3 separate regions of the Homo sapiens genome follow, and regions 2 and 3 are each linked to region 1. A link is a loop called in an ENCODE intact Hi-C map of the cell type or tissue named here. Cell type or tissue: gastrocnemius medialis. All regions are shown on one strand.

Region 1 (2,500 bases):
CTTAAAAAAAAAAAATTTTTTTGGCTGGACGTGGTGGCTCATGCCTGTAATGCCAGCACTTTGGGAGGCCAAGGCAGGAGGATCACTTGAGGCCAGGAGTTCAAGACCAGCTTAGGCAACATAGCAAGATCCTATCTCTGCAAAAAATAGAAAAATTAGCTGGGTGTGCTGGTTTGCACCTGTGGTCTCAGCTATCCCAGAGGCTAAGGTGAGAGGATCACTTGAGCCCAGGAGTCTGAGGCTGCAGTGAGCTAGGACAGCACTGCTACACTCCAGTCTGGGCATCAGAGTGAGACCCTGTCTATATAAATAAAAATTTTTAAATATGAATAGAGGTAAAATAAAAGATTATTGTATTTTCTATAAAAGAATCTGAACAAAAATAAAATTTCAGGTATAAAATTAAAACTTCCCTTATATCAAAAATAAATGCATAAACAATATCTGCTATTGAGCAAACTATAAGCTTCGGTTAACAATGTGCAATATTTCTGCATTTAATAATTTAGAGGATATTAGAGAATCCCATTTTTATGATGCCAACAAAACTACTTCAATATGGGAAATTTAATCTTTTCTTTCAAAGGACATATGGCCAATGTGCATGTGCACAGGATGGGAAATTACCTGAAACAGCTTCTCAGAACTCTGGGGCAGGGCTGCGGGAGAATAAGTGGGATCCATTTCTGTGAACTCTTCTGCAAAGTTACTCACATCTAATTCATCTCGAATGACTGGCTTAAATGGTGCAGGCACTTTTTTGGCGGCTAAATCATCCCAATTTATTTTCTAAAACAAAGAAAGTTGGTACAAAGTAGAAATCAATAGTCAAAATGTACTTTCTAAGAATAACAAAGATAAATTAGGATTTTGACTGGTAGGGAGAGAGGATAAAAATAAGAGAACATATTTCAAATCAATAATAAAAAACATATTTTCTCCAAACAAGATCACAGCAGTTTATAGCTCCAACCAATGCTGTGCCTCAAAGATGAGACTATCGCTGTTGAATCTCAGAGTGTCCTCTGGGGGGCACCAAGACACCCTAGTTTACCTTTAAAGACAACAGAAGAATACTTTTGTCCTGAGCCTCCTCAGAAAGGTGTTAAGCCAAAAAGAAAACAAAAAACCCAAAACAAAATAAAAAACTGAAATAAAGGGTTTCCAAAGGCTCTACAGATGTGGATATTAGCTCTAAAAGAATGTTCCTATTTTCTAGAGGCAGTGTTACTTAGCTCTCTGCCTGCACTTGCTTTTCCTCCTGGGCATCCAGACAGACTGGAAAATAAATCCACTGTAAATCAGGCATGTGCTTATGTCTAGAAGTTCAAATGATACCATCATATGGATGTGATCACTCTTTTCTTATTCAACTGTGTTCAAGCATTTTAAACACTGCCTCTTATGTCCCCCATAGAATAATGCAAGCCCCTTTTCCCTCTAGGTCACTTACTGAGTTATATTACTGAAATCCAACCCTTTGCTCTGTTTCTTTGTGCTCCTTCTATCATTTAAAACAATCTCAGATAACACTTACTGAATTAAATCCTACAGGTCTCCTACTACCACATTTTTTCAAATCTAAGATGCCATTACTGATAGTAAGATACACAATTATTTTATGTATCATTAAGAAGAAAAAAGTATTAATCATAAGAATATAAGATGATGGCCACTGTAACATGCATACTGATTTCAGTGACAGTAAAATATGAAAATGTGCACTTCTTGGTTGATAAAATTTAGTAAGTTTAATCAACTACCATAAATTTTTTTTTTTTTTTGAGACGGAGTCTCGCTCTGTCGCCCAGGCTGGAGGGCAGTGGCGCGATCTCGGCTCACTACTACAAGCTCCACCTCCTGAGTTCACGCCATTCTCCTGCCTCAGCCTCCTGAGTAGCTGGGACTACAGGCGACCGCCACCATGCCCGGCTAATTTTTTGTATTTTTAGCAGAGACAGGGTTTCACTGTGTTAGCCAGGATGGTCTCGATCTCCTGACCTAGTGATCCGCCCACCTTGGCCTCCCGAAGTGCTTCAGAAAGGTGTTAAGCCAAAAAGAAAACAAACAAAAAACCCAAAACAAAATAATTACAGGTGTGAGCCACTGCGCCTGGCCCATAAAATGTTTTTTATTATGCTGTCTTGTAGATGCAATAGAAACAAAATAATTAAATCACAGATCTTCAAATTTCTCAGCTAAAATGGAATTCAGATCATTTAGTTCATCTCCTTTATTTGATCCAGTGAAACTGAGGCCGAGAAATAAGAAATAACCTTTTCACCCAAACACCAGTTGGTGGAAGAGTCAGGATTTGAACACAGTCTCTTGACTTTCTAGTTAAGTGTTTTTTTCTCTCTGCAGCTGTAATGTTTTCCATTATAAGCACATAACTTGTGCTTGGCCATTGTATATATATTAAAATAAACTTCTAGAGGAAAGGGGTAATTTAAAGAAACATGTTGTTAGCAGGAGAATGTTTAATATGTAGAAAATGGAA
Region 2 (2,500 bases), 140 kb after region 1:
CTCAATATACTCTGCCAAAGAAGTTCTTGCATATTTATCTAATGTACTATAGGTCATACTCATGTCCAAGCTTCAAGAAACCATCCCACCAGTGTATCCTAGGACCAAGTTATTAGGATGTCAAATCCTGAGTTACGAATAGCGTTCCCATGTTAATAAATTCTCCCTTATTCATCCTTATTATTCCGCCAGCCCACTCCAGGCAAGACCTGCAAGATCCACCTCCCTAAATGTTCCTTCTGTTCCTACTGGTACATATTAGCCAGGTCCTGGGATTACGTGCTTGAGTATTTACTCCCAGAATAAGAAAAACATCCCTGATTAGGCTATGCTGAGATTGTGTCTAGCTATTGTTCTGGAGGAAATAGGGGTGAGAGATGGGACAGAGCTTAAGGAGAACAAGTATCACCTTGTAAGAAATCCATCTCTATGTGATCTCTGCCTGGTTTCCAAACAAGGAAAAGTTATTCTCTCTAACAAGGTGTTGATCCTGCCTATCCAGAGGACTCAGGAAAATTAAGGAGTTCAAGATTCTCAGGTCATCCACTTAGAAGTCTCCTTCTGAGATTTCATCAGGGTCCTACTCTTCCCATGTTAGGGTCAGACTTTGGCCCTGAACACCTGTCAAGGGTGTATGAGAGGTAGGACCACTATGAATTATACAATAAGAGACTTATATAGGAGTTTGGCCTCACACAGGTGTGGGAGTTGGTTAAAGAGTCTGTATAAGACTGCTTCCACATCTGGAGTTGTAAAGGAAAGAGTAATACAAAATAGAAAAAAGTAAGAATAGACTGGAATCCCAAAGACAATCTGGAACCCATGAGGACAAACAAGAGTCCATGTCTGTCTCTCACCACCTTCAGGCTTCCAAACTCAATGATTCAGATAACCTGCAGAAAAGCTGTACACACTGGCCCAGAATTGCCAGAAGCTGATGGCAGTGATGCAACAAGAGCTGAAGGAGCCGCAGACCTGGCTACTGCTCCAAACCAACAATATGACACAGCAGCTTAGCAATCATGTGTGGGAGTTACAACAGTGCCTAGTACCAGCACCAATCTTTAGCCATAAAATATATCCAGCTGCTGCTGCTTCACTTCTGTCTTCCAAATCTCACTCAAAATGTCTCATGGCCAGTGCTAATCTAGAGCCTAGAAGGGAGTTCTGGGAAACATAATTCCAGTTTAGCCCAGTTGACACAGTACAAACCCACCACAGAAGGTATACAGCTCTTTCACCCTTATGATTAAATCTTCAGCCTGATTTTTGGCATAATCTGTCCTATAGTCACAAGCAATGGGGATCTTTCCAAATGCTGCCATAGGCCCTCTTTTCACAGTGTACCCTGCATTGATAACTGGCTGATCTCTTGTCCTCAAGATTTCAAAAGCTAAAAGAGGTCCATTAACTCCAAATCCTTATTGATTTCCACCATCCCCATACCATTCAAGTCCTAGAGCTATCAATTAACCCAACTCTTCACCTTCCATTCAATTCTAGTCCCAATCCCCTGAAGGTAAGAGTCTTATTAACTGTGCTGTGATGCATGCAGGGGGCTATTAGTACCCACTACCACCAGCAATGGGGTCCTTGTTGCAGTCTCACCAGTAAGTCATCCACTCTGAGATCCCAGTGGATATTGTCAATTTCTAGAACCATGGTAGATAATAAATGTCTTAGCCTGGATTCATGAAAGCGATTTGGAAGGTAATCCCAATCAGAAGTGAGGAGGAATTGAGAGTGAAATCGAGAATAAAGAAAAACCAATACAAAAATGCATTACCAACTCAATCTGATCTGGATCTTTTGAGGAACATATGGAATGCCCCTCAGAATTTTCTACTCTCAGATCAATACAAATAAGCATTTATTTTCAGCTCTCATACTCCATTAGTTGAAGGTTGCCCCAGTGGGACATCAAGGTCCTTATGTTTCTGAGATGCACATTTATGCTTCCTGAGCCAGTTCCCACCAGAGAACTAAGCCTTGGAGGAGTCAAAAGCCTGGGACGGAAAGTAAACAATGTGCAGCAATATGTGCTTAAAACCAGGTGCCATCACCTTGAAGTGAGCTGAAGCCCAAACAGAACTGTTTGTCACAGCCCACAGCCACAGCTTGACTCCAGAGTAAGGCAGATAGAAGGATGAGGTTGCGCACCACAGGTGTCAAATACAGTACCCATCACATAGGTGTGCTGTGAAAATTAAGTAAGATAGGCAAAATCTTGGAAGAGGCCTGACACATAAAGCTAAATAAATGATAGCTATTATCATTAGATTAGACACTGAACTTAGACTATGGTAATGGCAATGATGAGCAAGAAACAAATAAAGGAGGTATTAATATTTCAGAGTTATAACTGACACAACTAGGAGAGTAAGTTGGTGGGTGGGGAGAATGTGAGAGAGAGGAAGAAGTCTGGATGTTTCTAACTAGAGTCCTGGCAGAATAGTGAATGGCATGCCACTAAATAAAACATGGGGCCAGGTGAGGTGGC
Region 3 (2,500 bases), 240 kb after region 1:
ACTGTAAACCAAAAAGTACCTGAGACAGTTCTCAATCAATTTAGAAGTTTATTTTGCCAAGGTTAAGGACAAGCCCAGGAGATGGGTCTGTGCCTTTCTCCAAAGATGATTTTGAGGACTTCAGGATTTAAAAGGGGAGAAAGCAGGATGGAGGGGGAAGAGGGAGGCTGTGGTCACATGACTGAATCCCCATGTTGCAAGAGAAAGGGAGCAGGTAGGGGAATAGTAAGTCAGCACTCTCTGTAAGATAAGGTGAACATAGAGTAACTACCTGCAGAGATCTTTAACCTTTTATGTGTAGCTATCTGCTTAGGAACAAAAGGAAAGACAGATTCTTGCATGACTCAGCTTTCAGCTTCATTTTCTTCCTTCTGGCAGAGTGAACCAGGGTTCAAGTTTTTGTTTTTCCTTCACAATACTGTTGTTTCTCCTCTTCCCTTTCCTCCTCCTCCTTCTTCTCCTTCTTCACAACTCCTAAAAATGTAAAACCTATTCTTAGCTCACAAACCTTACAAAAAAGTTTGCCAGTTTGATTTAAACTGTCTCCCAAAATCTATGTCTCAATGACATGTTGTTGTTTCCTACAATATAGTGATGCTTGAGTGATTATCTAAAGAAAATAATTTATGGGTCGGGTGCGGTGGCTCAAGCCTGTAACCCCAGCACTTTGGGAGGCTGAGGCTGGCGGATCACCTGAAGTCAGGAGTTCAAGAGCAGCCTGGCCAACATGGTGAAACCCCATCTCTACTAAAATACAAACATTAGCCAGGCATGATGGCACATGCCTGTAATCCCAGCTACTGGAGAGGCTGAGGTGGGAGAATCTCTTGAACCTGGGAGGCGGAGGTTGGAGTGAGCCTAGATCACGCCATTGCACTCCAGCATGGATGACAGAGTGAGACCCCTTTCCAAAACAAACAAACAAGAAAATAATTTATGAAAGTCAAGAGCCTGATAAACAGTCACCACCCATTCGTAATCTGTGCTGCCACACCTCTAGCCAGCAGATCTGCCATCTTTTGAAATGAGTATCAACCTGGACATTCCCAAGTAAAGTGCCCACAACACCTAGGGGTTGTGATTCAAACAGCAATGGTTAGACTCAGGCTCTCTCTTGCTGCCCTCTCCTGGCTGGTCTATTGTTGAGGATCAGATGTGAATCCTGTAGGATTTCATGAGACTCAGGAAACCTTCAGGTCTGATTGCTGACCTGTAGACTTGTCAAAATTTCTACCAGTGGATAGTTCTTAAGGCTGGTCATGATGGCCGAGTTTGTCTGTTATTTCTTGTAGGGTGCTCCGACTTTCTTGAGTGTAAGTGTTATAGAAAAAGAATAGTTATCAGGCTGGGCACAGTGGCTCACACCTATAATCCCAGCACTTTGGGAGGCTGAGGCACGTGGATCACTTGAGGCCAGGAGTTCAAGACCAGCCTGGCCAACATGGTGAATCCCTGTCTCTACTAAAAATACAAAAATTAGCTGGGTGTGGTAGTTCCAGCTACTCAGGAGGCTAAGGCAGGAGAATCGGTTGAACCTGGGAGGCAGAGGTTGCAGTGAGCTGAGATTGCACCACTTCACTCCAGCCTGGGTGACAAAGCGAGACGCCATCTAAAAAAAAAAAAAGAAAAGGAAAAAAAGGAGTTATCGTATATTGAACATTTACTATGTGCCAAACACTGCTAAACAAATATTATTCCATTTCATCCTTAGAACGATCACATGAGATCCATATCCCTTGACTGTTCAGCATTACCTTCACACAGGTGATACAATGGATACTCAGAGAGGTTAATTTTTTTTTTTTTTTTTGAAGCGGAGTCTCACTCTGTCGCCAGGCTGGAGTGCAATGGCGCAATTTTGGCTCACTGCAACCTCCGCCTCCTGGGTTCAAGTGATTATCCTGCCTCAGCCTCACCAGTAGCTGGGATTACAGGCATGCACCACTGCACCCAGCTAACTTTGTAATTTTAGTAGAGATGGGCTTTCACCACGTTGGTCAGGCTGGTCTTGAACTCCCGACCTCAGGTGATTCGCCCGCCTCAGCCTCCCAAAGTACGGGGATTACAGGCGTGAGTCACTGCGCCCGGCCTTTTTTTTTTTTTCAGACAGAGTCTTGCTCTGTCGCCTAGGCTGGAGTGCAGTGGCGTGATCTCGGCCCACTGCAACCTCTGCCTCCCAGGTTCAAGCGATTCTCCTGCCTCAGCCTCTTCAGTAGCTGGGACTAGAGGTACGTAGCATCACGTCTGGCTAATTTTTGTATTCTTAGTAGAGACGAGGTTTCATCATGTTGACCAGGCAGGTCTTGAACTCCTGACCTCAGGTGATCCATCTGCCTCTGCCTCCCAAAGTGCTGGGATTACAGGCGTGAGCCATCGTGCCCGGCCAGAGAGGTTAATTAACCTGCTCAAGGATCACAGGTGGTAGAGCTGGAGCTTGGCATTCAGTCTATATTTATCTGACTCTAGAACTTGTGGTCTGAATTGCTACCCAAGGTTTACA

The links. A loop is a pair of places that touch in the nucleus more often than their neighbours do. Peaks named below come from ENCODE experiments on the same cell type or tissue, not always from the same donor. Only the 100,000 strongest peaks of a DNase experiment are listed, where the experiment ranks them.
Region 2: a loop joins it to region 1, with 2.4 times the contacts of the local background. A loop is called at or near these places in 5 of 110 quality-filtered maps.
Region 3: it touches region 1 in a loop (18-fold over the local background); 22 of 110 quality-filtered maps call a loop at or near these places.

The regions. Positions count from the first base shown.
Region 1 is chr14:90,902,181-90,904,680 of GRCh38, forward strand. RPS6KA5 (ribosomal protein S6 kinase A5) reads right to left here. Exons shown (of 17, transcript NM_004755.4): 9 at 628-789. Among named protein-coding and RNA genes, the nearest start is that of LINC02321, 75 kb to the left of the region's middle. In gastrocnemius medialis, CTCF peaks have their summits at 1,038 (motif pointing right) and 1,241; a DNase peak (open chromatin) is centred at 1,023.
Region 2 is chr14:91,037,641-91,040,140 of GRCh38, forward strand. The region is part of intron 1 of RPS6KA5 (ribosomal protein S6 kinase A5); the gene reads right to left. Among named protein-coding and RNA genes, the nearest start is that of RPS6KA5, 22 kb to the right of the region's middle. In gastrocnemius medialis, no CTCF peak of the experiment used is centred here; a DNase peak (open chromatin) is centred at 961; H3K27ac peaks cover 293 bases.
Region 3 is chr14:91,139,761-91,142,260 of GRCh38, forward strand. All of the region lies in intron 1 of DGLUCY (D-glutamate cyclase), which reads left to right. Among named protein-coding and RNA genes, the nearest start is that of SNORA11B, 15 kb to the left of the region's middle. RefSeq lists a silencer at 945-1,239 and an enhancer at 2,376-2,475. In gastrocnemius medialis, a CTCF peak has its summit at 1,115 (motif pointing left); no DNase peak of the experiment used is centred here; H3K27ac peaks cover 1,004 bases.